Regions from separate parts of the Homo sapiens genome. Here regions 1, 3, 4, 5 and 6 are each linked to region 2. A link is a contact called in ENCODE Hi-C or POLR2A ChIA-PET data. All regions are on one chromosome and are shown on one strand. Each heading gives the region's core, a stretch centred on a gene start or an enhancer-like site at or near the end of the contact. The rest is flanking DNA. Distances are from core to core; before and after follow the strand shown.

Evidence for each region. Hi-C counts contacts between places; a loop is a spot of excess contacts on that map. ChIA-PET counts read pairs that join two places held with the same protein, here RNA polymerase II (POLR2A). Pooled maps may share reads with other maps.
Region 1: a pooled map shows a loop between it and region 2 (8-fold over the local background). The contact joins the promoter of STX5 here to the promoter of SF1 in region 2. A Hi-C loop is called at or near these places in 1 of 37 single-sample maps with no recorded cell type and 9 of 50 pooled maps. POLR2A ChIA-PET finds 5 or more read pairs at or near these places in 6 of 52 experiments (CD4-positive, alpha-beta T cell, HepG2, WTC11 and 3 more).
Region 3: a loop to region 2 is called in a pooled map, with 10 times the contacts of the local background. The contact joins the promoter of BANF1 here to the promoter of SF1 in region 2. A Hi-C loop is called at or near these places in 7 of 50 pooled maps. POLR2A ChIA-PET finds 5 or more read pairs at or near these places in 2 of 52 experiments (CD8-positive, alpha-beta memory T cell and T-cell).
Region 4: a pooled map shows a loop between it and region 2 (14-fold over the local background). The contact joins the promoter of RBM14 here to the promoter of SF1 in region 2. A Hi-C loop is called at or near these places in 1 of 37 single-sample maps with no recorded cell type and 7 of 50 pooled maps. POLR2A ChIA-PET finds 5 or more read pairs at or near these places in 1 of 52 experiments (activated CD4-positive, alpha-beta T cell).
Region 5: a pooled map shows a loop between it and region 2 (13-fold over the local background). The contact joins the promoter of RBM4 here to the promoter of SF1 in region 2. A Hi-C loop is called at or near these places in 6 of 50 pooled maps. POLR2A ChIA-PET finds 5 or more read pairs at or near these places in 2 of 52 experiments (B cell and activated CD4-positive, alpha-beta T cell).
Region 6: a loop to region 2 is called in a map of A673, with 12 times the contacts of the local background. The contact joins the promoter of CFL1 here to the promoter of SF1 in region 2. A Hi-C loop is called at or near these places in 1 of 168 maps with a recorded cell type or tissue (A673), 4 of 37 single-sample maps with no recorded cell type and 8 of 50 pooled maps. POLR2A ChIA-PET finds 5 or more read pairs at or near these places in 6 of 52 experiments (CD4-positive, alpha-beta T cell, CD4-positive, alpha-beta memory T cell, CD8-positive, alpha-beta memory T cell and 3 more).

The regions. Positions count from the first base shown.
Region 1 is chr11:62,828,412-62,833,330 of GRCh38, forward strand. STX5 (syntaxin 5) reads right to left here and starts at 3,640. Exons shown (of 11, transcript NM_003164.5): 1 at 3,543-3,640; 2 at 2,608-2,851. The coding sequence starts at 2,832. It overlaps TEX54 (testis expressed 54), which reads right to left and starts at 4,430. Exons shown (of 1, transcript NM_001395459.1): 1 at 3,910-4,430. The coding sequence starts at 4,339. The coding sequence ends at 3,965. WDR74 (WD repeat domain 74) reads right to left here. Exons shown (of 11, transcript NM_001369450.1): 11 at 4,500-4,720. The coding sequence ends at 4,541. STX5-DT (STX5 divergent transcript) reads left to right here and starts at 3,823. Exons shown (of 2, transcript NR_135084.1): 1 at 3,823-3,906. RefSeq lists enhancers at 3,551-3,640, 4,011-4,080, 4,101-4,150.
Region 2 is chr11:64,776,921-64,781,225 of GRCh38, forward strand. It overlaps SF1 (splicing factor 1), which reads right to left and starts at 1,622. Exons shown (of 13, transcript NM_004630.4): 1 at 1,442-1,622. The coding sequence starts at 1,472. RefSeq lists silencers at 767-1,076, 1,337-1,736 and enhancers at 1,399-2,000, 1,977-2,086.
Region 3 is chr11:66,001,122-66,006,029 of GRCh38, forward strand. It overlaps BANF1 (barrier to autointegration nuclear assembly factor 1), which reads left to right and starts at 1,382. Exons shown (of 3, transcript NM_003860.4): 1 at 1,382-1,449; 2 at 2,114-2,252; 3 at 2,505-3,028. The coding sequence starts at 2,130. The coding sequence ends at 2,651. EIF1AD (eukaryotic translation initiation factor 1A domain containing) reads right to left here and starts at 1,036. Exons shown (of 6, transcript NM_001242481.2): 1 at 789-1,036. RefSeq lists enhancers at 734-1,103, 2,111-2,917 and a silencer at 1,404-1,743.
Region 4 is chr11:66,613,626-66,618,203 of GRCh38, forward strand. It overlaps RBM14 (RNA binding motif protein 14), which reads left to right and starts at 3,005. Exons shown (of 3, transcript NM_006328.4): 1 at 3,005-3,432. The coding sequence starts at 3,096. It overlaps RBM14-RBM4 (RBM14-RBM4 readthrough), which reads left to right and starts at 3,005. Exons shown (of 2, transcript NM_001198846.2): 1 at 3,005-3,432. The coding sequence starts at 3,096. It also overlaps the pseudogene RNU4-39P. RefSeq lists enhancers at 2,481-2,590, 2,955-3,888, 3,021-3,250.
Region 5 is chr11:66,637,184-66,641,789 of GRCh38, forward strand. It overlaps RBM4 (RNA binding motif protein 4), which reads left to right and starts at 1,520. Exons shown (of 4, transcript NM_002896.4): 1 at 1,520-1,569; 2 at 2,517-2,940. The coding sequence starts at 2,529. All of the region lies in intron 1 of RBM14-RBM4 (RBM14-RBM4 readthrough), which reads left to right. RefSeq lists enhancers at 971-1,684, 1,449-1,818, 1,685-2,396.
Region 6 is chr11:65,856,930-65,860,192 of GRCh38, forward strand. It overlaps CFL1 (cofilin 1), which reads right to left and starts at 1,251. Exons shown (of 4, transcript NM_005507.3): 1 at 1,168-1,251. The coding sequence starts at 1,170. It also overlaps a transcript of MUS81 not described here. RefSeq lists silencers at 817-1,216, 2,627-2,706 and enhancers at 823-1,363, 1,297-1,346, 1,737-1,806, 2,367-2,456, 2,977-3,026 and 1 more.

The DNA.
Region 1 (4,919 bases), core at 2,390-4,889, 1.9 Mb before region 2:
CATCAGTAAAAATATTTAAAAATACAGTTACTCGGCCGGGTGCAGTGGCTCACGCCTGTAATCCCAGCACTTTGGAAAGCTGAGGCAGGCGGATCACGAGGTCAAGAGATTGAGACCAACCTGGCTAACATGGTGAAACCCCATCTCTACTAAAAATACAAAAATTTAGCCAGGTGTGGTGGCATGCACCTGTAGTCCCAGCTACTCAGCAGGCTGAGGCCGGAGAATCACTTGAACCTGGGAGGTGGAGGCTGCCGTGAGCCAAGATCCCACCACTGCACTCCAGCCTGGGTGACAGAGCGAGACTCCGTCTCAAAATAAATAAATAAATAAATAAACAAACAAACAAACAAATAAATAAATACAGTTACTTGGCCAGGTGCAGTGGCTCACACCTGTAATCCCAGCATTTTGGGAGGCCGAGGCAAGCAGATCACGAGGTCAAGAGACAGAGACCATCCTGGCGAACACAGTGAAACCCCGTCTCTACTAAAAATACAAAAATTAGCTGGGTGTCCTGGCACCGCCTGTATTCCCAGCTACTTGGGAGGCTGAGGCAGGAGAATCACTTAAACCCAGAGGTGGAGGCTGCAGTGAACCCAGATCACGTCACTGCACTCCAGCCTGGCAACAAAGAGAGACTGTCTCAAAAACAAACAAACAAACAAACAAACAAACAAACACAAACTGCTTACTCGGGTCCCACTGGGATTGTTGAAAAAAACACTCCCGGCTGGGTACGGTGGCTCACGCTTGCAATCCCAGCACTTTGGAAGGCTGAGGCGGGCAGAGCACCTGAGGTCGGGAGTTTGAGACCAGCCTGACCAATATGGAGAAACCCCGTCTCCACTCAAAATACAAAATTAGCCAGGCATGGTGGCGCATGTCTGTAATCCCAGCTACTTGGGAGGCTGAGGCAGGAGAATCACTGGAACCCGGGAGGCGGAGGTTGCAGTGAGCTAAGATCGTGCCACTGCACTACAGCCTGGGCAACAAGAGCGAAATTCCCATCTCAAAAATAAATAAATAAATAAATAAATAAATAGCACTCCCAAATTTTTTTTAAGAGGAGCTGAGTGCAGTGGCTGACACCTGTAATCCCAGCACTTTGAGAAGATAAAGCAGACGGATCACTTGAGCCCAGAAGTTCGAGACCAGCCTGGGCAACATGGTAAAACCCCATCTCTACTAACAAAACAGAAATTAGCCAGATGTGGTGGCACATGCCTATAATCCCAGCTACTGAGGAGCCTGAGGCAGGAGGGTTGCTTGAGCCCAGGAGGTCAGATGTTGCAGTGAGATGAGATAGAACCATTGTACTCCAGCCTTGGTGACAGAGTGAGACCATGTTTCCAAAAAAGGAGAGAGAGAGGCCAGGTGTGGTGACTCATACCTGTAATCCCAGCACTTTGGGAGGCTGAGGAGGGCAGATCACCTCAGGTCAGGAGTTCAAAGCCAGCCTGACATGGTGAAACCCCATCTCTACTAAAAAAAAATACAAAAATTAGCCGGGCGTGGTGACGGGCACCTGTAATCCCAGCTACTCGAGAGGCTAAGGCAGGAGAATCGCTTGAACCCAGGAAGAGGAGGTTGCAGTGAGCCGAGATTGCACCATTGCACCCCAGTCTGGGCGACAAGGCAAAATTCCTTCTCAAAAAAAAAAAAAAAAAAAAAAGAGAGAGAGGAAGAGACTGGGCCTCGCTCAGCCTTCTAAGTAGCTGGGACTACAGGCACATGCCACCACGTCCAGCTTTTTTTTTTTTTTTTCCTGTAGAAACAGGGTCTTGCTTTGTTGCTCCTGCTGGTCTCTAACTCCTGGCCTCAAGTCATCCTCTGGCCTAGGCCTCCCAAAGTGCTGGAATTACAGGTATGAGCCACCACATCCAACCCTAAGTGATTTTGATACAAATTACTGATCTAGGGCCAGGTGTGGTGTCCAGACCAACCTGGGCAACATAGTGAGACACTGCCTGTACGAAAAAATTTTAAAATTAGCTGAGTGGTGCATCCATGTAGTCCCAGCTGCTCAGGAGGCTGAGGAAAGAGGATCCCTTGAGTCTAGGAGTTCAAGACTGCAAGTGAGCTATCATCACACCACTACACTCCAGCCTGTTGACAGAGTTGAAAAACAGATCTCAAAACAAAACAAAAACAACAAATTACTTATCTAGAAAATGTCCTTAATCTTACAGAGATAAAAACTAATATGTAACTAGATTAACTAATTTTCTCATGGTTACAGAGCAAACTTATGGTAGAAGTATATTGGAAAATTCAAGGTGCATGTTTCTCAGCTAAAGGCTCTTCCTAGAACTTGTTCCTTATTCACACCAATTATATTGCAGCCAAGTACTCTCTGAAGTACTCCCTCCAGAATAGCAATCCTGCCCTCCAAAGGATTCCTCACAAAAAAAAGTCTAAGTCCTTGCCCCTAGTTAGCCAGCCGACCTCTTCTCTGTTGCTTATAGCAGACCCTACAGGCCCCATCCAAGCCTATCAGTTCCATCAGGTACCCCCCAAAATTACTTCGGTTAACAGTGGTGGAGCACAGTCCTTCCTAGATTTGAGTAAGGCTCACTCCTCGCCTTTTCCACTCCAGGTCCTTACCTGACGGGTCTGCAGCGACTTGCAGGCAGACAGAAACTCCTGGGTCCGATCCCGGCAGGACATGGTGTCGGGAGGGGGAGGGACGAGGGTCACTGGGGGGGGCAGAGGGGCGATGTCGCTGCTGCTACTGCCAGCAGTTGCAGGGGACAGGACCTGTGTCTTTGAGAGACCCAGGTAGACACCCTGATCCGTGTTCTTAGACCCGTAGCGTTTCCGCGGGATCATTGAGACGCATAACCTCGGACTGTTGTGGAGGGGAGAGTGTCATTCCCCAGGCAACTTCTTTACCCAAACTCCCCCGCCCCACCCCAATCAACAAATCCCCGAGCCCCTTCTGCACTTCTCGTGGACTTTCGCGCCCAGGACGCTCGCAAATCCTGGGGCGGACCAGCAGCGGAAAGGGCCCCGCTTTTCCCCTGTCCCAAGTCGAACCCGCTTCAGACTCTTCTTCCAACTTGGCTCTGGCGGCCAGAGCGCGGGCCGGGGACCCTGAAGCAGAGACAGGGCCAGAGCCAACCCCGTGGTCCTGAGACTCCGGCCCGGCCCGTGTAACTGCCCCGGGCCCTAACCCAGCCCTTTCGTTTCCGCGGTTTCCTTCGGCCCCTCCGGGAGGGCCAGTGACGGACCTCCAAAGACTGACACACTTCGGTGGGCGGAGGGGGAAAACCTCTGGGTGTTTATTTGAAACAGGAAGTCCCACCCCCCGCCCAAGGTCCGCCTTCTGGAAGACTTCAACCACTCATTAGCTAAGGCCGACGTCTCTCTCAACAGAGGCTTTCCTGATTGGACGGCAAGGAATTCGCTCACCCGGAGCCGGGCCGGCAGGACTTGCCCGCTCGCCCCTGATTCCCTTCCCCCCGCCAGTCGTCGCCCCCGTAAAACCACTGCCCCAGAGCTGACACGGCGGCCAGATCCCCTCTTAAAGCGAATCTTACCTCCCCTCTGCCGCCTGCCGCCGCCGCCACTTCCAATCTCACCGGCCGTCACTGCCTCCTCCCCGAGCACTGAAGCCGCCGAAACCCGACCAAAGACTGGAAGCGGCCACGTCACCTACACGTAACCCCACCCCCAGTGACGAGGGGGCGGTCCCACGCGTTTCAAGCCCAGCGACCCGAAAGACACGCCCCACACCCAAACGCAAGAGCGATCCCGCCCTCCCATTGGCTAAGGCGCCACCGTGACCCCGCCCCAGAGTACTACAGCAGGCGCTCAGGGGGCTGGGCCCGCCTCCGGGAAGGAGCCTTAAAGAACCAGCTGCCCGGTGGTGTCCGCGCCCAGTCCCCCAGAGTGGTCGTGCAGGTATACGTTAGAAATTTTATTCTCTGGAGGTTGGGGCGGACTGAGAGCAGGTCTGGGGTCATCCCTTCTCCGGCTCCTCCTGGTTGCCTTCTCGGATCGGACTCTCCTGCTTCCGAATCTGGTCTGGTTGCCTCTTGCTTGGCCGCGAGGAGCCCCGACGACCGAACGTGGATAGTCGCCGCCACAGCACGGTAATCAGAAGGCTTTCGTTCGACTTGTGATTCGGATGGTCCGGGGAGTTCAAGTCGATATCTTCGGCGCCTGAGGGGACGACGAGGCCTCTGAGCTCACCCCTACCCTCGGGAAGCCCCCTCTCACACTCCCTGGGCCCTCTTTGTGTGTCTGTGGTCTCATCTTCCCTGCCGTCCTCAGACTCTTCCTCCTTGGACTGCTCATCAGACATCTCAAAGTCCTTGTCTTGGCAGCAGCCCATGGCCCCGCGTGGCCCTGGACTCCGTGCCACCCACGCCAGCCTGCCTGCCTCCAGGCCCGGCTTTTGTGACATCAGATATCCCGTCGCCCCAGCTCAGGCAGCCCCCACCCCAAGCTACCCCTCATTCCTTTCTCCCATCACAAAAGGCTCAGGGTCATGGTGGGTGTTCAGCAGTTTATTTACAAAGTGGGCACAGGGGCGTCAGGGGCTGGTGGACCCAGGCCGCTTCTTCTTTCTCCGTCTCGTTTGGAGAGCTCCTTGGGGCTGCTCCAAACCCGAGAGCTTCCGCTTGGCAGCTGCCTCCAAGGATGCCCAAAGTTCATCTGTCTCTGTGTCTTCTAGGGGCACCTTGTTGGGTTCTTGAGGCTCTTGGGGCTCATCCTGGTGAGTGGGAAGAAAGCTTAGGAGTCAGGGGGGCCGGGCACGGTGGCTCCCACCTGTAATCTCAGCACTTTGGGAGACCAAGGCAGGAGGATTGCTTGAGCCCAGGACTTAGCGACCAGACTGGGCAACATAAGGAGACCCCATCTCCACAAAAAGAAGTTTAAAAAAAAAAAAAAAAAAAAAAAAAAAGAAAAGT
Region 2 (4,305 bases), core at 372-2,871:
GTGTTAGATAGATACTACATCAACCATGAGTGCTCTGAAATCCCCAGGGGAGACAAAAATACACTGAAGAATCATAGATTTGTAAAGCAGTCCTGATGGGACTGGGGGCTCCACCCACCTCCACTCCCCTCACCAGTCACTTTTGTACGAGAGGCCGGACCACAACTAAACCTAGTTACACCCTACCAAGTGGGAAAAGCCCAATTCTTCAACAAGATCACCTTTGTCTTCATAAGTTTAGCCAAGATCAGCATTCAGTTTTCCTGGCCAGTTGGACACTGAGGGTCTGAACTCTTAAAAGGATCTATCAAAAATTCAACAACCTATACAATAGCAGCCAAGTTCTCCTTTCCCCGTACATAGGCAGAAACTCCCTACATTTGCCACAAAAGAGTCCTTCTATTTCCCAAGGGGTACAGGATCAGAGGGAAAAGCTTTTTAAAACAAAGCGACAGGGCAGCCGATCAGACTGAGATCTAAACATACTGAACAGATTTAAAAAAAAAAACAAACTAAAATTCTCTCCCCAAAAGAGACCAAGAAAGATCAGACCCAACCATCATCTGAAGCATGCCAACCTCTCCCGGATGAAAACCCTGCCTTGCTGTAGAAGCAGAGGAGCTATCCTTGGTACGGTTCCCATTCTGGTTCCTCAAGACCAGAAGGGAGTCGCTGCACGTCATCAGGTGAGGCTTTCACGCCCTGCTGGCATTCACAGCTAGCACCCCGTCCAGCGCTGAACACCCGCCACCCCTGTTCCCGACACCAGCGGACTGGACAGCAATAGTGGGCCCCCAGTCTATACAGTTGCGCCGCACAGCCCGGCCACCTCACTGCGTCTGCGCACAGAGCGCCTCCCGCCCGCCCAGCCCTCCCCCCACAGCGCGCGTGCGCACTCGAGGCCCTAGAACCAGGCCGCGCGCGCCCAGGGGCGCCTCCGCCCGGGCCTCCCCGTGCGCGCACGCGCGCCCCTGCCGCGTGCAGCCGCCGTCGCCGCCGCCGCGCGCCCCTCAGGCGGCCGGGCCCGTCCGCGCGACGCCTCTCGCGCTCTCTCGGCCCGACTCACCTCCTCCGCCGCCGGCCGGGCCCGGCTGCTGGTCCTTACGCGGCGGCTGGGGTGGCGGCGGCTGCGGCGGCGACACGCGCTGGTAGAGCGGCGGCGGAGGGGGCGGCTGCGGCGGCGGGTACGAGGCGCCGGGGGACGGTGGCGGTGGAGGCGGCGGCGGCTGCTGGGGAGGCGGAGGGGGCGGCGGCGGAGGCGGCGGAGGCAGCGCCGCGAAGGGGAAGGCCGCGGTCAGGGCCCCCATCGAGCCCACGGGCGGGGGCGGCGGCGGCCCGGGAGCCAGCAGCCCCGCCCCAGGCCCGGGTGCAGGCGGAGGGCCCGGCTCGAAGCCTCCTTTGGGCCCGGGGAGCGGGGGCAGCCCGGGGGGGCCCAGCTTACCCAACGGCGTGGCGTTCGCTCCGGTCGCCATGGCGCCCCCGGGGACAGGCACCGGCACCTGCTTTTCCTCTGCGGCGGCTTCTCCTTCGCAAGCCTCCCGGGGGGAGGGGACCCGAATGCGCTGCCGGAGCGCGCGGAGCCCGTCCTCTCACGCGGCGGGCGGCGGCGGCGCGAGACGCACAAAGAGGGAGGAGAGAGGGCACCGCGGGGGCGGGCCGGGGGCGGCGGGGCCGGGGCCTGGATTGGGCCGGGCCGAGGCGAAGGGTCGAAATCGGCGGCCTCCGATTGGCGGAGCCTCAGTCCTTCTTGATGCGCGCTGGGATTGGCCGAACCGTTAGGCCAAGCGAGGAAATGGCGGCGGAGTTCGGTGGGCTGGGAGGTGTCGCAGCGCGCACTTCATTTGTTACTGCGTGAACTGAGCTCCGAGTCCAGAAAGGAGGGGATGGGGTGGGGCGAACTCTATGACGGAGCGACGGCGAGCTCTCTCATTGGCTGCGGTGGTGGACTCAATCAATCTCGCCTGCGTTGTAGTGTCGCGGGATTGGCTGTCGCTGGTTCCAGCCTTTTTCTACTCCCCTCCCCCAGGGGGCAGTTTCTCCGGGATTAAGCGAGAGTCGCGGCGGAAAAGGCCCAGCCGGAACGAGATTTACGGCGGGGGAGTCCTGGAGCAGGAAGTGCGCATGCGTAGATGGAGCAAAACCGCCTCTCCACCCGTCTCCCTTCACCATCGACCCTTGGGTCCAGCAAGGAAGCCCTAAGTGACGTCAACCTTTGTTCCCATGGTAACGCAGAACCTTGGGGCGGGAGCAGGGGAGGGGCTGGCGCGCGCCGGAAAACCGGCTCAGTTGACGCTGCAGGTAAAAAGACTTCCTGTTTTTTTGGAAAAAAAAAAAAAAAAAAAAAGTGACCCAAAAAGCTACGAATAGAGACGACTTATCGAAGGATTTAAAACAGTATTTGAACTGATGCAACAACATATTAGATGAAAGGTAACAGAAGGTTGTCAGTTCAAAAATTACAAATACACACTTCTATTGGAATCTCCACGGAGTTCAGAGGATTTAATTAAATGATCTTAAAATCGTATAAAACAATAACTACGGCCGGGCGCGGTGGCTCACGCCTGTAATCCCAGCACTTTGACAGGCCGAGGCGGGCGAATCACAAGGTCAGAAGGTCGAGACCAGCCTGACCAACATGGCGAAACCCCGTCTCTACGAAAAATACAAAAATTAGTTGGGTGTAGTGGTGCACTCCTGCAATCCCAGCTTCCCAGGAGGATGAGGCAAGAGAATCGCTTGAACCCGGGAGGCGGAGGTTGCAGTGAGCCGAGATGGGGCCACTGCACTTCAGCCTGGGTGACAGAGCGAGACTGTCAAAAATAAAAATAAAAATAACTACTACAGTACTGGGAAAACTTTACAAGACGGAGCAGGAGCTTGCCTTTCCAGATGACAAACATAGTATATAAAACACAATAGGCCAGTGCCAAGGCACTGGGAGGCCAAGGCGGGGGGATCACCTGAGGTCAGGAGTTCGAGACCAACCTGACCAACACGGTGAAACCCCCGTCTCTACTAAAAGTACAAAAATTAGCCGAGCGTGGTGGCAGACGCCTATAATCCCAGCTTCTCAGGAGGCTGAGGCAGGAGAATTGCTTGAACCCAGGAGGCGGAGGTGTAGTGAGCTGAGATCGCACCACTGTACTCCAGCCTGGGCAACAGCATGAGACTCCGTCTCAAAAACAAAAAACCACAATAATAAAACAATATGATATTGTTGGTAGGAAAGACACATTAGTGCAACAGAATCCGGAAATACCACAAATGTAGTATTTTATTTCAATCAGGAAAAGATGATTTCGTTGATAAATGGCGTAGAATCTTAAATTTAAACAACAAAACATTTAGAATATAATTTAGGAGACTATAAGGGTATTCTAGGGGTTGAGAGACTGCAAAGACAGGAACCTCAAACTGTAAAAAGATATACTTGATTACCCCGAAAATTAACACTGATAAAAGTCAAGAGACAATGATAGATGAGGAAAAAATATTTGCCATACATGATAAAGAGCCAATACCTGTAATATACAAATACATCTTAAAAACTAATTAGAAAAAAGGCAAAAACAATAGAAAATGAGCAAAAAATAGGAATGGACATGTCTCAGAAGAACAAATCCAAATAGCCAAGAAATATGAAAGGGTGCACAACCCCTCTGCTGTGGTTTTTTAAAATAAATAGAAAAGATGTTGGAACCCCCACAACACTTGAAACCTGGAGAGAGAGGTGACTGTGATCTCAGCCATGTATGGTTATAATTTTTTCTGAGATAATAAATTAGACCTGCTTGTTTTTCTTGTTCTGTACAATTATTGGAGAGAATTAAACATGGGACAAAAACCTGCTGCCTTCTTAATGACCCTTCTTATAGATAACTTCCCTTTTGTTGTCCTGCTTTACTTAGACCAGATGACAGCAAACCCATGACTATTACACCCTCTGTAAAAAATGTTAAATGTATGCCTCCCAAAAAGAAACACTGCTTACAACCAAATTATTTATTATTATTATTTCAATTTGAGACAGAGTCTGGCTCTGTCGCCCAGGCTGGAGTGCAATGGCACAATCTCGGCTCACTGCACCCTCTGCCTCCCAGATTCAAGCGATTCTCCCACCTCAGCCTCCTGAGTAGCCGGGATTACAGCCACCTGCCATCATGCCCAGCTAATTGTTACATTTTTGTAAAGATGGAATTTCACCATGTTGGCCAGGCTGGTCTTGAACTCCTGACCTCAGGTGATCTGCCCGCCTCGGCCTCCCAAAGTGCTGGGATTACAGGAGTGGACCACTGCACTCGG
Region 3 (4,908 bases), core at 132-2,631, 1.2 Mb after region 2:
GTTCTGTCTGCGACTCGTCCTGCTACAACAGAATGGGACAATACAATGCATGTCATGTAAAAGTAACTCCGGCCGGGCGCGGTGGCTCACGCCTGTAATCCCAGCACTTTGGGAGGCCGAGGTGGGCGGATCACGATGTCAGGAGATCGAGACCATCCTGGCTAATACGGTGAAACCCTCTCTCTACAAAAATACAAAAAATTAGCCGGGCGTGATGACGAGCGCCTGTAGTCCCAGCTACCCGGGAGGCTGAGGCAGGAGAATGGCGTGAACCCGGGAGGCGGAGCTTGCAGTGAGCCGAGATCGCGCCACTGCACTCCAGCCTGGGCGACAGAGCAAGACTCCGTCTCAAAAAAAAAAAAAAAAAAAAAGTAACTCCTATAATCTTAAGTACTAGTGTAATATAAAACTATACGCATGCTCCAGAGAAGTCATCCTGGCAACCTCTCTGGAAGGAGTTTGAAATAAACCGTATCTTTCTCAACACGCTTGTACACCCCAAGTCTAGCATAGTCACACAACAGAGAAGTTCAGTCTGGCAACACACTACAGCCGGAGACAAACTAGGTGGCCACCGTGATGGTTCAAGCCAGGAACTAGTTAATTAAAGGTTGAGGTGAGCAGGCTTGTCTGCGACATTTGCATATTTCTGACTTGCGTACTTAGAAGACGAAGGCCAGTACCCTTAAGACTGATGGTTTCCGAAAGAAACACTGTCGTCTCTAGTTGCTGTCCTCCTTCCTCCTCCCTGTCTATCCCGGAGAAAAGACCCTCAGAGAAACACCCACACTTAGTCTCTGGCCCTCGGCTCCCAGGAACGCTGCCGGAGCAACACCGCCGTCTAGGCTGGACGCTGAGAGAGGATCGTCCACGACTCACTTCAAGGCTGAACCAAGAAAACACAGTAAAGGAACTTGCCGGCGGCCGCGACGGTAGCGTCAGTTAGAAATCAGGTCTCCAGTGTTCCCAGTTCCCACCAGTCCAACTGCGAGGAGTGCGACGTGAGTCTGAGTCTGATCCCTCCGAAAACCGTACTTCCGGCGCTGTCTCGGAGGCCTCCCGTCCCCTCCCTTGTCCGTCTTCTAACTCTTCCCCACGCCAGGTCCGTCAAGCCTAAGTCCTTGAGTTCCGGGTCCGGGCAGCAGAGAAAGGAAGTCCTCTCCCTGGAGGCCTATCTCCCTCAGAACTGCGCGAGAAGCGAGACCTTAGAAGGCAGGGCTTCCCGCGAAGGACCGGAAAGGAGCGCCTACTAAGGACGCCGTCGAGGTCCGGGGCGCCTCAACTCTATAGCTCTAACTGGCTAGAAGTGCCCAACGTGGAATGTTTCTTTTTTAAAGGCGGCTCTTGAAGCGACCCGGAAGCGGAAGTGGAAGAAAGTTCTAGTGGCTTGAGGTATCCGCAGGAGCGGCCGGGTGGCGGGAGGAACCGTTACGGGAACTGAAGTTGCGGGTGAGCGCCAGCCGCGGAGCAGGGCCCTGATTGGAGGCCAGAGGGGTTGCGGGGAGAAGGGGAGGAGAGGGGTCGCAGGCGCTGTGGCGGGCCCTGGGGGAGAGCTTGGCCGCGCTGCGGGGAGGGGGCGGGGTGCAGCGCGTGGGAGCCGGGCCGCGGGAAGGGGCGGGCCGCAGCGGCGCGCGGTGGGGGCGGAGCTGGGGCGCGGCGTGAACCCCGCGGGCGGGGAGCGGGTGTGCGCAGCGCTAGGTGTGCGCTTCGCCCTGTAGGTAGAGAGACCCTTTGGTTAGCTTTCCACGCCAAGTGGCCGTTCCAGGCAGGCAGTGTCGTCTTGGTTCAGCCAAGGTCACAGAGGGAGTGATAGCTTCCGCGCAGCCCTGGCTACGGACTCTGGGCATCTTTCCACTGCCCCGCTTGCGCCACCTGTTAGGCAGGATCGTTTTTCCTCTGGGGCAAGATCAAAATCCAGGTCCTGCAGGAAGAAACTCCTCTTAAAAATAGTAGGGAAGAGTCTCCCTGGAACTGTTTTCTCCTTTCAGGATGAGGGGGATCGAGCAAGCCACTGTAACCCCTGGCTTGGCTTCCTCTTACTATGAGATTGCTCGTGGGCCCTTAGAAGTTCCAGGTCTTCAGCCCTAATCTGCCTTTTTTTTGGGATTCCTAGATTAAGCCTGATCAAGATGACAACCTCCCAAAAGCACCGAGACTTCGTGGCAGAGCCCATGGGGGAGAAGCCAGTGGGGAGCCTGGCTGGGATTGGTGAAGTCCTGGGCAAGAAGCTGGAGGAAAGGGGTTTTGACAAGGTGTGGGGTGGCTGCGTGTACCTAGTGCAAGCGGGGGGTGGAAGGGAAGTGATTCCATCTGCTGGGGGATGGACAGTAAGGTATAATCTGAAGAGGCTGCCAGAGCCTGGGCACCTGGTGGAGAGGAGAGGGGGGCAAAACCCGCGCTGCTTCCTGGGCTTGTGTGCTCTGAATGGCACAGGAATGGCTGTCTTGCTCTTATCTCTCACTGAGCACTGAGCAGCACGCTCCTTCCTTTTCCCTGTTTTGCAGGCCTATGTTGTCCTTGGCCAGTTTCTGGTGCTAAAGAAAGATGAAGACCTCTTCCGGGAATGGCTGAAAGACACTTGTGGCGCCAACGCCAAGCAGTCCCGGGACTGCTTCGGATGCCTTCGAGAGTGGTGCGACGCCTTCTTGTGATGCTCTCTGGGAAGCTCTCAATCCCCAGCCCTCATCCAGAGTTTGCAGCCGAGTAGGGACTCCTCCCCTGTCCTCTACGAAGGAAAAGATTGCTATTGTCGTACTCACCTCCGACGTACTCCGGGGTCTTTTGGGAGTTTTCTCCCCTAACCATTTCAACTTTTTTTTGGATTCTCGCTCTTGCATGCCTCCCCCGTCCTTTTTCCCTTGCCAGTTCCCTGGTGACAGTTACCAGCTTTCCTGAATGGATTCCCGGCCCCATCCCTCACCCCCACCCTCACTTTCAATCCGTTTGATACCATTTGGCTCCTTTTTTGGCAGAACAGTCACTGTCCTTGTAAAGTTTTTTAGATCAATAAAGTCAGTGGCTTTCATGACTGGGCTTTGTGCACTGAAAAGCAAGTGGGCTGGGAGTTGCCTCTCCTTCAGGGACTGACCATGTTTCCCTCACTCCTTATCAGTAGAGACCGAAACTGGCAGCTTCCCTTCCACTCCCAGAGGGCAGCCACCCTAGCCATGTAGGCCTCAGGCAGGTGACTTTTGTCTCAATCCCCGAGTGATGTGGGAGAGGGTGTGGGTGGATCTTTTCCTGGGAGCCAGATGGACTGTGCTCCAGATGTCAGTTAAGTCAACAGCTGGGCTAGGCAGCACCTGGTGGAAAAGTCAGTGGGAGTCAGAGGTACCAGACAGGGTGGGCCGGATGTGGGTGAGAGTTCACCTGCCAGTCATCATCTGCTCTCCCGGCCTCTGTAAGGGTGGGCAGGGTGCTTGCCATCTTCCATGATCTCTTAGGGAGGAGAAGGAGCACAGGCATCACAGCTGGAAGGATGTGAGGGGAGTACACCTCAGTACATTTTAGTCCTGTTCTTTTTGTTTACTTTTTAACTTAATAGGGACAGGGCCCTGCTCTGTTGCCCATGCTGGCCTTAAGCGATCCTTAAGCCTCCCAAAGCGCTGTGACTATAGGTGTGAGCCACCATACCCGGCCAGCCCTATTATTTCTTGAACACTTAGTATGAACCAGGCTTGAAGCTAAAATCTTTGCAAACATTTTTTTCTTTCACAGTAATAAATATTTTCTCCTTTACAGGTGAGGAAATTTGAGGCTCAGAGAGGCTAATTTGCCCATGGACTTGCTCCTGGGAAGTAGCCAGACTGGAACTCAAACTAGCTTGGAAACCCAGGGACCCGGCCATGTGTTCCTTGGTCATGTGGCTTAGCCTCTCTGAGCCTCAGTTTCTCCACTTGGAAAATGAGGTGGTTGTAGGGAAAGGATATTTGCAGCAGTATAAACAACAAAGGACTATTTCCATAGCACATACAGAATTGCAATCAAGAAAAAAGCGGACTGGCTGGGCGCAATGGCTCACGTTTGTAATCCCAGCACTTTCAGAGGCCGAGGTGGGTGGATCACCTGAGGTCAGGAGTTCAAGACCAGCCTGGCCAACATGGTGAGACCCCATCTCTACCAAAAATACAAAAATTAGCCGGGTGTGGTGGTGCACGCCTATAATCCCAGCTACTCAGGAGACTAAGGCAGGAGAATCGAACTTGGGAGGCAGAGGTTGCAGTGAGCCGAGATCACGGCCATTGCACTCCAGCCAGGGTGACCAGAATGAAACTTTGTCTCAAAAAAAAAAAAAAACAACAGAAAAATGGGTAAAAGATCTAAGACGGCCACAGAAGAGGGTTCCCTCCCAGTAAATAAGCACAGGAAAGGTGCTCCATATTGCTAGTAATAAGACATCACATGCCATTAACACCCACCTGACTGGCAAACACTTTTAAGTTGGACAATACCAAGTATTGATGAGATAATGAAGCAACAGGAACTGATACCTAGCTGGTGGGAGTATAAATTGGTCTAAACAATTTGGGAAGACAGTTGGGTGTTATTTAGTAAAACTGACACGCCCTGTGACCAAGCAGTTCCACTCTCAGGACTGTGCCTTGAAGAAAGTCCCGAACACCTGCAGCAGGACCTAGATGAGTTTGCAGCTGCATTGTTGGGAGCAACGCTAGCGGCTGTCAATACTAGAGTAGATAAATAGGCACTCATGCCACCGGACACTGGACGGAGGTAAAAATGAACAAATGATAGTTGTGTACAACACGAATCTCAATAGCAAATGAAGACAAACAAATTCTTAGGAATTCCTACATAGATGGTAAAACTAGAAGGAAAACAAAGGAAATGATTATGGTAAATAGTAAAGGAAAAAGTCTACAGGGATTATCTTTGGGGGAGGGTGTGGAA
Region 4 (4,578 bases), core at 1,755-4,254, 1.8 Mb after region 2:
CCTGAGTAGCTGGGATTACAGACGCACGCCACTACGCCCAGATAATTTTTTGTATGTTTAGTAGAGACGGGGTTTCACCGTGTTGGCCAGGCTGGTCCCGAACTCCTGACCTCATAATTTGCCTTCCTCGGCCTCCCAAAGTGCTGGGATTACAGGCATGAGCCACCCCGCCCGGCCGCCGGCTAATTTAAAAAAAAAAAATTTTAGAGATGGATTTTGGTCGTTGCCCAGGCTGTCCCCAACCTTCTGGGCTGAGGCGATCTACCTGCCTCAGCCTCCCAAAGCACTGGGATTACAGGCATGAGCCACCACACCCAGCCTACAATTAGTTTCACCTGTTTCTTTTCACCTTTTAAAATGCAGCTACTAGAAAAATTAAAAGCACCTATGGGTCTCACTGTGTTAACGTAAGACCCCACCTGCCGGGTGGGGTGACTCACACCTGTAATCCCAGCACTTTGGGAGGCCGAGGCAGGCGAATCACAAGGTCGGGAGTTCGGGACCAGCCTGGCCAACATGCTGAAACCCCTACTAAAAATGCAAAAATTACGCCGGGCGTGGTGGCGTGCGTGCCTGTAATCGCAGCTACTCGGGAGGCTGAGGCAGGGAAAACTGCTTGAACCCAGGAGGCGGAGGCTGCAGTGAGCCGAGATAGCACCACTGCACTACAGCCAGGGTGACAAGAGTGAAACTCTGTCTCAATAAATAAATAAATAAAATGGCTATCCTTACTGGGTAGCTAGGGGTTTGCTGATATCCTGTTCTGGGAATACTGCCAGCAGTTTGGATTTCAGGAGATACCAGAGTAGTGCCCCTTTTCTTTCTTTCTTTCTTTCTTTTTTTTTTTTTTTTTGAGACGGAGTCTCGCTCTGTCGCCCAGCCTGGAGTGCAGTGGCGCGATCTCGGCTCACTGCAAGCTCCAACTCCCGGGTTCACGCCATTCTCCTGCCTCAGCCTCCCTAGTAGCTGGGACTACAGGCCCCCGCCACCATGCCCGGCTAATTTTTTGTATTTTAGTAGAGACGGGGTTTCACCGTGTTAGCCAGGATGGTCTCCATCTCCTGACCTCATGATCCGCCCGCCTCAGCCTCCCAAAGTGCTGGGATTACAGGCGTGAGCCACCTCGCCTGGCCCAAGCACATGCCATTTCAATGGCCTTGTGCTACACAACTCCCACCCTCCTATTCTGCTCTCTGTTCCAGGTTCTGGCCATATTGGGCTCTTTTTTTTTTTTTTTTTTGGAGACAGAGTCCTGCTCTGTTGGCCAGGATGGAGTGTGGTGGCGTGATCTCAGCCCACTGCAACCTCCACCTCCTGGGTTCAAGTGATTTTAATGCCTCAGCCTCCTGAGTAGCTGGGATTACAGGTGCCAGTCATCATGCATGGCTAATGTTTTGTTTTCAATTAGCAATAATTGCGCCTCGGATAAACCTCATTGGCTATGATACTGCCACTGCGCAAAGCTAATGTTTTGTAGTTTTAGTAGAGACAGGGTTTTACCATGTTGGTCAGACTGGTCTCGAACTCTTGACCTCAGGTGATCCGCCCGCCTCAGCCTCCCAAAGTGCTGGGATTACAGGCGTGAGCCACCGGGCCTGGCCCATACTGGCTCTTGACTCTTCCTTGAACCAGATTTGCTTCTGCCCCAGCACTCTTTGACTTGTACTTTCTGGCCGGCATGATCTTCCCTCAGAGGATGGCTTAGTTCCCTTGATTACTCCAAGTCCTCATCACCATCTAACACGCTTATGTTTTACTTATTTCTTGCCTGTTTCTCCCCACCATAAGATCCAAGAAGGTTGGGATTTCTGTCATTTTTTTTTGTTCACTGCTATATTCTTGGTGGTGTCCACATGGTAGGTGCTATTTGTTGACTGAACACGTAGGCAAATATTTCCCTGAGTTTGTCACATGTCTATGTTTTTGATGTTGTCTGCCATGCAACAATCTTATTTACATACTCAAATCTGTTTAAAAAAATTTTTGAGACGGAATCTCACTGTCGCCCATGCTGGAGTGCAGTGGCGTGATCTTGGCTCACTGCAACCTCCGCCTTCCGGGTTCAAGTGATTCTCCTGCCTCAGCCTCCCAAGTAGCTGGGATTACAGGCGCGCACCACCACACCCGGCTAATTTTGTATTTTTAGTAGAGACGGGGTTTCACCATTTTGGCCAGGCTGGTCCTGAACTCCTGACCTCCGGTGATCTGCTTGCCTTGGTCTCCCAAAGTGCTGGAATTACAGGCGTGAGCCACCGCTCCCGGACTAAAATTTTTTTTAAGGCTCAACTTTTGCTTCCTGCAGAATTAATTTTCTCGTTTATTAAACTGTTTATTATGAAAACCTTCAACATACAATAACGTCATTCCATTATTTCTTGACTGGGAATTCCATCAGGGCAGAGGCCTTTGATTTTTCACCGGCTGCCAGGACCTCAGCAACCCCAGGGAATGTTTCCAAAGAATCAATTAATGGCACGAGGGCTTCTCCGGGGCCTGCCTCAGGTCCCCTCGCGGTGCTCAGCACAGTCCTGGGAGCCGTTTGCCGACTCAAGGCGCCTGTCCTGGTTTCTCCCGCCAGGCCCGGCCTTCCCCCGTACACTCACGCGGCAACCCCCAGGCGCGGGTTTGGACAGGGCTTCCAGAATGGGAGGAGCCCTGACTTCCAATTGTACAAAGTTTTCCTGGGAGCCCGCCGGTCCCAGCCCCACCCGGGCCAGAGACCGCCTTACAGACTAGGCCTCTCTGCCGCCGGCGCCGCTCGCGCGCGTTCTCCTCTCTTCAGCCCTCCCTCTTCTTCCCAACCCCCTCTCCCGCCACGGGCTGTGGCGGTTGGTCGTCCCTTTCCCACCCCCTCAGCTAACGAGCGGGCTCTAGGCCCTCTGGGATTGGCTGTGCCTGAGCACATCTTCCCTCAGCGTTTCTGATTGGTCGCTGGACGCGCGGGATGCGAGTCCCCATTGGCTAGGCCAGGGCGCCTGCGCGGCGGGGTTCTCGGTCGCCAGCCATTCCTGAGGAGGACTGCCGGTCGTTCGGACGTCTTGCCTGTCGCTGGAGGAGAGGTCCGGGCTCTCCAGGAAGGTGGCTGCGGCGACAAAATGAAGATATTCGTGGGCAACGTCGACGGGGCGGATACGACTCCGGAGGAGCTGGCAGCCCTCTTTGCGCCCTACGGCACGGTCATGAGCTGCGCCGTCATGAAACAGTTCGCCTTCGTGCACATGCGCGAGAACGCGGGCGCGCTGCGCGCCATCGAAGCCCTGCACGGCCACGAGCTGCGGCCGGGGCGCGCGCTCGTGGTGGAGATGTCGCGCCCAAGGCCTCTTAATACTTGGAAGATTTTCGTGGGCAATGTGTCGGCTGCATGCACGAGCCAGGAACTGCGCAGCCTCTTCGAGCGCCGCGGACGCGTCATCGAGTGTGACGTGGTGAAAGGTAACGCGGAGGCGCGCTCGGGGGCGGGGGCGCGCTCGGGGCACTCTGCCTGTTAGCCACGCCCCTTACCCGGGGGTCGGTCACTGCGCGGTTGGGAGGGGTGGGGAAGTGCGCGGGAGCAGGTCGGAGGTGTTGGGGGCGCGTTGGGTAGAGCCACCCTCCTCCCCTGCGGTCCAGGAACCGTCCACCAAGTAGGAGGAAGCGGCTCTGGGTGGGTGCGGCGGCCACTGCGAGCCAAGCTACGGGGCCGGGGACGCGCCTGAGAGCCTTGCGAGTGTTCCGGGGGCGCGCCTTCTCCTGGTCTCCTGGGCCTGGCACCCAGCGGAAATTGGGAAGTGACGGGCACAAGCCGGATCATGAAGCGGGGAAGATTTCTCCACTTCCCCACTTCCTCTCCAGACGTCGGTCAGAGCAAGGGAAGAGGGAAAAGGTGGGGGCTGACGCCCCAAGGCCGCCCTCCTGTTCCCTCCCGATGAATGTGCTCAAGCGGAAGGTAACGGGGCCCTTGGACGTTTCTCGGGCTGGGGTCTTTTAGTCTTGTCTGGCATGGGTCTACTCATGGGCACAGTTACACGTGGGTACGAGAGGGGCCCCTTCCGAATCACTTTGGCCTTTCAATATTAGGTAGGTTAGGCGTGGCAGCTCTGTGCTTTTCTCCTCCCTCAAACTTGGGGTTTTTCTTTGGGCTCGATTTTACATCTGTCAACTGGAAACCCCAGCCTTTTGCATGTGCAAGAAAGCTTGTTTTATGAAGTCCCCTTCTGCGTAGTCTTTACATGCCAAGCCAGTGCCCTAGGGCAGTGTCATTCTTTTATAAGCTTGGTGACTTTGCAGGGGGGCATACTCTGGCTGAGGGGGTCCTGGGGAGGGGTCTGTGAGAGCTCTTCATTAAACAGTGGCTAAACACGGTTTACTGAATCAGTAGTAGTCATTGCTTGAGTAGTCTGATTCTCAGGGCAGATCCCGGTGCCTTTTCTTCGAGAAAAATGTGTCACCATAATTTAAGCCTGACTAGGGACCCAGTTGACTTTTTCATAGCTTGAGTTTTTATCCCTTAAGCTCTTTATCTTTTACATTGGCAAGATTTGGTGGGACAGCCGTTGTGTATGTGGCCAGTCTCTGCTCCACTTGGGAACAGATCAGAGT
Region 5 (4,606 bases), core at 270-2,769, 1.9 Mb after region 2:
CGATTCTCCTGCCTCAGCCTCCTGAGTAGCTGGGATTACAGGGGCCTGCCACCACATTGGGCTAATTTTTGTATTTTTAGTGGAGATGGCGTTCACCATGTTGGCTAGGCTGGTCTTGAACTCCTGACCTCAGGTGATCCGCCCGCCTCGGCCTCCCAAAGTGCTGGGATTACAGGCGTGGGCCACCGCACCTGGCCCTCGTGTTGGGTTTTAAAACCCACTCTTTTTTTTCCCCCCCAAACTCTGACTTCACCTTTCTCTTTATGAAACCGTTCTCTTTTTGGGGCGGGGGTGGTGGTGAAGAAGCTGCTTTGGATGGTGGTGTGTGGTACTTGTGTCATCTTCACTCCTGATGATCCCTTTCCTCATAAACTCTGCACTGCTTTTAGCCTGTTTTGTTCGTGTTATAAGTTCTTCCATCCAGTCCCTGCACTCCACCTTTTAACCCTTTTCAAAAGCTGCTTCGCAAAGGGTCTTGACTAAAGTTGCTTGCTTAATGAATATGAAGCAGCCTAAGGATGAGAGAAAACGAGGCAGCAGCTGGACCCTCTGGAGAATGTTACTTTGTATTTTGTTTACAGCTGGTTGTGACTAAGCTCTGTCCTCTAAAGTCGGTTCTAGGGGATTAAAACAGCTCTGGCTGATGGCGCCCAATAAAATAAAACAAAAAAACCTTTGCTGCTCCAGTTTTTTCTCAGGGTGGGGTCGGGGTATACTTTAAATCTCCATGGTCTCAGAAAGGTTTCTTCATCGCGGACCCTGGGAGGCTGGTTCCCAGAGGGAACTTGTCCTCAGCGTCTCCTGGACAGTGCAGCCTCCTGCCGGGCCTACTTCTGGAAGGCCATTACAGAGGTCCTTTCACCACCTGTGAGAGGTTTGATTTTGGGGGAGCTCCGGGACTCTCAAGGCTACAGTGTGGACTGCTGGCCCAAGGAGAAGGTTGGTTTCCTGAAGTGGTGGGTGGTGGGTTGGGGGGGGTCTTCGTTGTTTTTCTTCCCTGGCATGTGCCTGCATAAGCTATTTCCACAGCGTCCTGGCCGCGAGGGGGGGTGGTGCTTGGGAGGTTAGAGGGAGACACCTAGAGTGAACGGCAAAATGGAGCGCGGAATACTGTCTGGCTGTGCACGTGGAGGTGGCGAAATGTGGAAGCTTAACGAAGTTGGCGCCATGAAGCTAAAGACTGCTACCCCGGGGCTCTAGCTCGCTCCGCCTAATGGCGGGCCGCACCCCGCCGGCGAAGCCCACGTTTGTAGGTCCGCCCTCACGCTGATCTCTTGCCCAATCAGCGAGTTCGGCTTCGCGAGGTTGGTGCCCATTGGCTTTCGCATAAAAGCTCCGAGGTTACAGACGTTTCCACCTCTTGCCGGCCTCTTAGGTAATTGGCGTCCGTGGTAACCAATCAGGAAGAGGATCTGAGGGAACGCCGGCCTTTTACTTTCTTGAGTGGCCAATCCGGTTGTAGGCTCACCTCCCCCTTCTACTCAGAGCACTGCTGCGGCCGCCGCCATTTTAGCGTTTTGTCAGAAGCGTCCGCGCCGCGAGGAGGAGGCCCTGCTGGTTTCTGTGCGGGTGAGACTCCGAGCCTTTCCACTGCCTTTCTTGTACTGTGTTAAATCTTCTCTCACTCCCTTGGGCTTCGGGGGTGTCCTGGTAGGTCCGCAGTCTCCACACCCGTCACTGAGAGCCGACCTCGGTCCTCGGCATTGCGCGGTAAGCCGGGAGCAGCCCTTCCCCCACCGCCCCCTGAGAATACCTTGCTTTTTTTCGCCCACCCTGTCCCGCGCCCGACATGGCTGCTCTTGGAGCCTCGAGATTTCCACTGGGATAACCCCCTTTCCCTTATATCTGACAGTTACATTCTCGTTTCGGGAATTTCTCGGGCCGTGAGACATCGTCTGGTTAATGAATCTGAAGCTCTTTTCCGCGGCCGCGCATTTCAGTGTTCGGCAGGAGCTAGGACGGTGCCCCGAGAGAGGCGTTCACCACTCCAGTATTTCCTTTATCTCCCACTCCTCGCTGTCTGATCCGAGTCGCGCGTTCATTACTTCCAAAGGAAACTCAAATGTAGCTATTACAAGGCCCATTTTCCCGGAAATGATGGCTGCTTTGGTTCCTACGTGAGGAAAAGCCTGTTGATAATTTCAGGCAGGCAGTCAGCAAGCCTAGTAGACTTTTGTTTTCTGTTGTCCTCCTAGTGGATAGAAAAGCCTAGTACCCCCATTTCTTCATATGCTGTCTTTCATGCCCATTTCTGTTGGAAGGTATCGGTTCTTACCAAACCCTTTGTCTACTAAGGACCTCCCTATTGCAGACGTCTTCTTATTCTTACAGGTTCATGGCGGCTACTATAGCAGGCCTTAGTTCACTCCCACTTCCATTTGATTATTGTGTGGAGGTGTGTGTGCAGGCGTGTGAGAGAGAAAACTGGAAATATACATTAGAGTGAAAGTCGTTGTCTTTTGTGAACGGATGTGGGCCTGAGGTCTTTTGTCAGATGTCTTGTTTTTCTCTCCCAGGCTCTTGTCAGGATGGTGAAGCTGTTCATCGGAAACCTGCCCCGGGAGGCTACAGAGCAGGAGATTCGCTCACTCTTCGAGCAGTATGGGAAGGTGCTGGAATGTGACATCATTAAGAATTACGGCTTTGTGCACATAGAAGACAAGACGGCAGCTGAGGATGCCATACGCAACCTGCACCATTACAAGCTTCATGGGGTGAACATCAACGTGGAAGCCAGCAAGAATAAGAGCAAAACCTCAACAAAGTTGCATGTGGGCAACATCAGTCCCACCTGCACCAATAAGGAGCTTCGAGCCAAGTTTGAGGAGTATGGTCCGGTCATCGAATGTGACATCGTGAAAGATTATGCCTTCGTACACATGGAGCGGGCAGAGGATGCAGTGGAGGCCATCAGGGGCCTTGATAACACAGAGTTTCAAGGTGAACCACCCTCTTTGGGTAGAGGGCTGAACACAAGGCTGTGTGCAGAAAATGGTTGGATAAGTAAAAGGAGAGGTTTGGTAAAGATAACAGCTGTTGGCTGGCTGGTGATGAAGAAATAAGTGTGGGTGATGGACTTCTTATGATGTAGAATGCATGGGACTTAGGGGCTTTACCTTAGGCAAATGTCTCCTGGAGAAAAGCCACTCACCTTTTATTTGGAGCCCCTACGGCTTTTGTGCTTATCAGTGCAGAAACCCTTTTCTTTGAAGGCTTTCTGAGTTACTGGGCCTTTTTTATTTTTTATTTTTTTGTAGTAGAGCACAGTTCAGAGTTCCTCACTCTGAATTTATTGCCCTCAGCACAGGATCAGAATTCTGCATTTTACGTGAAGAACCTCTCAAAAACATGTCAAGCGACACTTATAGGACCAGAATCCTTGTTAAGCTGTCCTACCTTACACAAACTCTTTAAAGGGTTACAGCTCTTGTTGCTTTTATATTATACCTGTACCAAGGGATTGTATTTTGAGTTTAAGGCCACTCTAGAATTACAAGGCTGATTTTAGGACTTCCTGGGGAGGAGGCACTGGGGTTTTAGGGGCGGTAATGACTGTCTTTTCATTGGTTTGGGGGGCTGGACTTTATAAGATTTTGGTGAATAGAGCACTTAGATTTGTGTTATCTTGGAGTCTTAACCAAATGAATCTTTTGTGCCTGGAGGGCAGCATGGGTGATATGTGGATTGTCACTTCATTTGGAAGCATCTCAAATCCCCAGCATTTTGAATGCCTACATGTTGCTCAAAGGAAATGCTTGTTAGAGCATTTTGGATTTTGAATTTTCAGATTTGGGATGCTAAAATGGTACGTAGAACGCAAATATTCCAAAATCTGAGGTCTGAAGCAACAGTGGCAGTTCAGGGGTGGTGATCATGGTGAGTTGCTATCTGAACTCTTCTTTCACCTCCTTTGGGTTCCCAGTGTCAAAAAGAGTGGTGTCCTTTTTTAGCTTAATTAAGCAGGACTGAACAAAAATAATAAAAAATAAAAAAAGCCTTATTCAAATTATGGAGTATTTCCGTGACTCCTTGCTATATTTCAAACCTGTGTTCTGACAGTGTAGTTTGCCGATTCTTTTTCTGGGTACTACCTTTGTTAAGAGTCATTGCTGCCTTTGGCGTCCATTTCCCTTAAATTGGGCTTTTTTAGAGCTGAGAGTCTGATCATTATTTCCCCTAGTAATGGGTGCCCTGTGTCATGGGCATTGCTGTGCGTTAGTAAAGAAAAGTGACACAGGTCTCTCAGGTCTAGTTTGCTTTCTTTTTTTTAATTGGCAAGTTGAGAATTATTTTGTCAACAACTTAATTGAGAGCAAAGGTTGCTCTTGTGGAGGGTTTATGGTGTGATACCTAATTTTTGGACTGTTTCCCACACTTCAGCCCAGTCAGAAGAGGTGGTGTCTGCTTGTAGCAGTTAGGTTTAAGGAGAGGACAGTGTGGTCTTGATTCAGGACAAATTATCCTTATATAAAACTCTGGGTGTCTGAACCCTAGGTCCCCTGACACTAACCTATGCTTAGTTATTTTTACCTTATTTTATGTAATATTGGCGTTTCTCATTTCTTAATACTGTTCTGGTAGAATTATAGATGTATATTGATGAGCA
Region 6 (3,263 bases), core at 1-2,500, 1.1 Mb after region 2:
CTCTGCGTCGTGCTTCGGGGTGCCCGAGCCAGGAGAGGGAGGGGCAATCCAAGGTAAATCTGGTCCCCCAAACTCCCCGGAACTGCAGAAGAAGCCGGCCACGTGACTCGGCCGCATCCGGAGTGGGCGGGGACAGGAGATCGGCTGGGCCCGGCCCCCTCACCAATGCAGAAACGCGTATCCGAGAGGCAGCAGCATCTCCAGGTCCCTAACCCTGTGGAATCGCCCTAAAACAACGGGTGTATCAGACCCATCTCCTGCAGGCAGGAGCCTGGGCAAGCTACATAACCTTCGGTTTTCTCAGCCCTCGGGCCGTATACAGGGGGCGGGGTGGTTTCCGGGCGGTGCCCGCCTGGGTCACTTCCCTAAACTCGGCTCCACCCTCACTCAGGCCCATCCGGGAAGGCCTCGCTGGCCCAGGGCTTCGGCACCGGCGGCCGGGCCTGAGCGTGCGCGCACGCGCCGACAGACAGCGCCGTTCCAGCCCTCGCCCGATGCACGGGTGAGAACGCAGCTCGTTAGATGCGCTCCCGAACGGGCCGCGGTCTCTGCGATGCCCCCTCCAAGCCTTGCGGTGCAAGGCCTTAATCGCAGGCACCCACGCCCCAACCGGGACCCCGTCTTCCCAGCATCACCCCTCGCCGCGCCAGCACCCGCCCCTCCCGGGCGCAGGCATCCCTGCCACCTGCTCCCGAGACGGACCCGGCTGCCGAGGGAGGGTGACGCGCAGACAGGAACAGCCTTGGGTGGGGCGCGCGCGCCGAGACCTCTCGCGCGCTTTTTCCTCGCCGCCCCCGGGCCGGGTTTGGACGCCGCATGCTCCAGTCGAGAGCGCGCCCCTAAGAAGAAAGGCGCGACGCCGGCCGTTCCGCGAGGGGCGCCCCAGCGCGCGCCCCGAACCCCTCCCCCCGCGGCCGGTGTCCGCGCGGGCGCACCAGCGGGTGGGGGAGGGGAGCCCAGGCGGAGCGCGAGCGACGTCCAGACCGGCCCTCCCCGGCGCCCACGGGCGCGCACGCGCATTCCGGCACCGCCCGCCCCTTCGTGCGAGACCCTCATCCCGCCCGGGGCGCTGGGGGAGGGGGTGCGGACGTCGCTCCCCAGTCGCTTCCCGCGCGCAGGCGACCGACCCGCAGCCGCCTCCCTCAGGCGCCGTGGCCTGCCGCTCACCATGTTTCCGGAAACGAAAAGGAGAGGGCACCGAGAGCCGCAGAAGACGAGAGCGCTGCAGCCGCTGCCGGGACCCGACTGAACGCGGCCTCTCCCGGCCCCTTCCGTTTAGTAGGAGCCGCACAATGAGGGGTGGGGCGGGCTTCCGGCGCTCCCACCGCGAGCCGACGGGAAATGGAGTCCGCTGGCCCTGCGCCGCCGCCTCGCTCGCTGGGTAACGGAGTCTTCCCGCCGGCCGGCTCCGAGCTGCAGTGCATGTAGGGAAATGTAGGCCCAGGTCCTGGGCGGCACCGCAGCGCGCAGCGCGAGCCCATTGGTCCAATTTCCCAGGAACCGCTCTGAGCCCGGCGAGGCGGCGCTCAGTAAAATGACCCGAAAACGATCCCCGACTAAGCGGCTCTTTATCCCACAGCAAAACGGCTTTCTTAAGACCCATCTGGTATTATCTGGATCCCTTGGCCTGAAATTTTTGAGTGAGGTTAGGGTTTTGCATTTCTGAATCGAAGCAACTATTGATTAGCCTGGAATCCCGACCTAAAGCAAAGGAAATCACAAGTATGAAGGCGTCGTCAGTCGGATAAACACTAGTACTCTGCATGTGTAAAGCCACTCTCGTCTCCTGAAAAAAGGCCATGTCCAACGTCAGTAAAACAAGAATAGGAGGAAAAGGCACAGGGGAAAGGTACAAGGAAATCTCTGAGAGCTTTGTTCTTGTTTAAAGATGTTTGGCAAAGTCATGAGGCGTTAAAGGGTAAAGACGAGGGTTTGTGCATTCAATTCAAGGCTTCTTTACATGCCTTTACGTGCCAATGAGAAGAAATAGATATTAAACCAGACTTGAACCCAGCTCTCGAGTTGATAGCCAGGTACATGGTTATTCTAACATCCGCAAAACTGAGACAAGTTCTGTGGTAGTATATGCCTTAAAAAAAAAAAGAAACGAGCGGGGGACTCCGGGATGATTTTGTTGTTCTAGAACAGTGACCACAGCCTCACACTCTGCAGGAAAAGACTGGGTCGCAAACAAGTCAGAGGCAAACCCAGAAAGGGAACTGGGGGCCCTAATCCTATAAACGGAATTAAGGGTGTAAACGGAGAGCGATGCCTGGGAGTGGGGTACCTTGCAGAGCATACCGGGGGTTGTAGTCGGGGACATTCCACAGCACCGCCCCCGCCCGGACTCCCGGCGCTCCAGGTGGAGACAGCAGCTTGACCCCGCCTCCCGCGAGCGACCCTACATGAATATGAGGCTAGCGCCCCCTTTTCTGAGCCTTAGAGTTTCCAAGAGCAACGGGGAGAGAGAGGGGGGCTTCGCAGTTACCCTGGAGACGCGCTCTCGCCCGCCCCCAGCCGCGGGATGCCCTAGATGTCCTTATTAGGACAAGAGACTCGAGGGGGCGGGGCCAGCCCGACAGCCGGCTTGAGGCTCCTTATAAGGCCGCGGCGGGCGGGAGGCGGGAGCCGGAGCCCATTGGTCCAATTTAGCTTGGCTGGGGCTACTGCGCCGTGGGCTAGGCACAGTCCTGAGGGGCGGGACTGGAGCTCTGGCGCCCACCTCTCCCTTCCTCGCAGGCTGGAGACCTGCGTGTTGCGACTTCCGGCATAGCAGCTAGAGGCCGGGTGCTGCTTCAAACCCTGGCGGGTCGCCTGTGTCCAACTCAGCTATACGTGTCTTTCAGGCTTCTCAGGTTGAAGCCCTTTGTAGGGTTTCCATCTTCAACCTCCCTGAGGGTCTCCCACTTCCGATTAGCCACAAAAATGACGAAGTGTTCTCCCCTCTACCTGTGTCTGGGCTTCTTAACCCGCAGCCTGCTCCTCCGCTCCCAAACCCAACCGCGTGCCCATCTCAGGCCTCCCCAACTGCCAGGATGCCCAAGCACCTCTTACTTACAGTCCTCCTTCCTCTAGGCCTCTGACCCCCGACATTCCGAGTTCTATTTTGGGCCTTCTCGGCACGTCCCCGACTTCCTCTCCACCACACACTCTTTGCCCTGTATCCCGGGGATGAGGATCACCATTTCCTCCAAGGGTCCTGCAGCTCCTCCTGCCTTACCTTTGTGTCCTCATCCCCGGCACCCATTTCTGGGTGTCCCTCC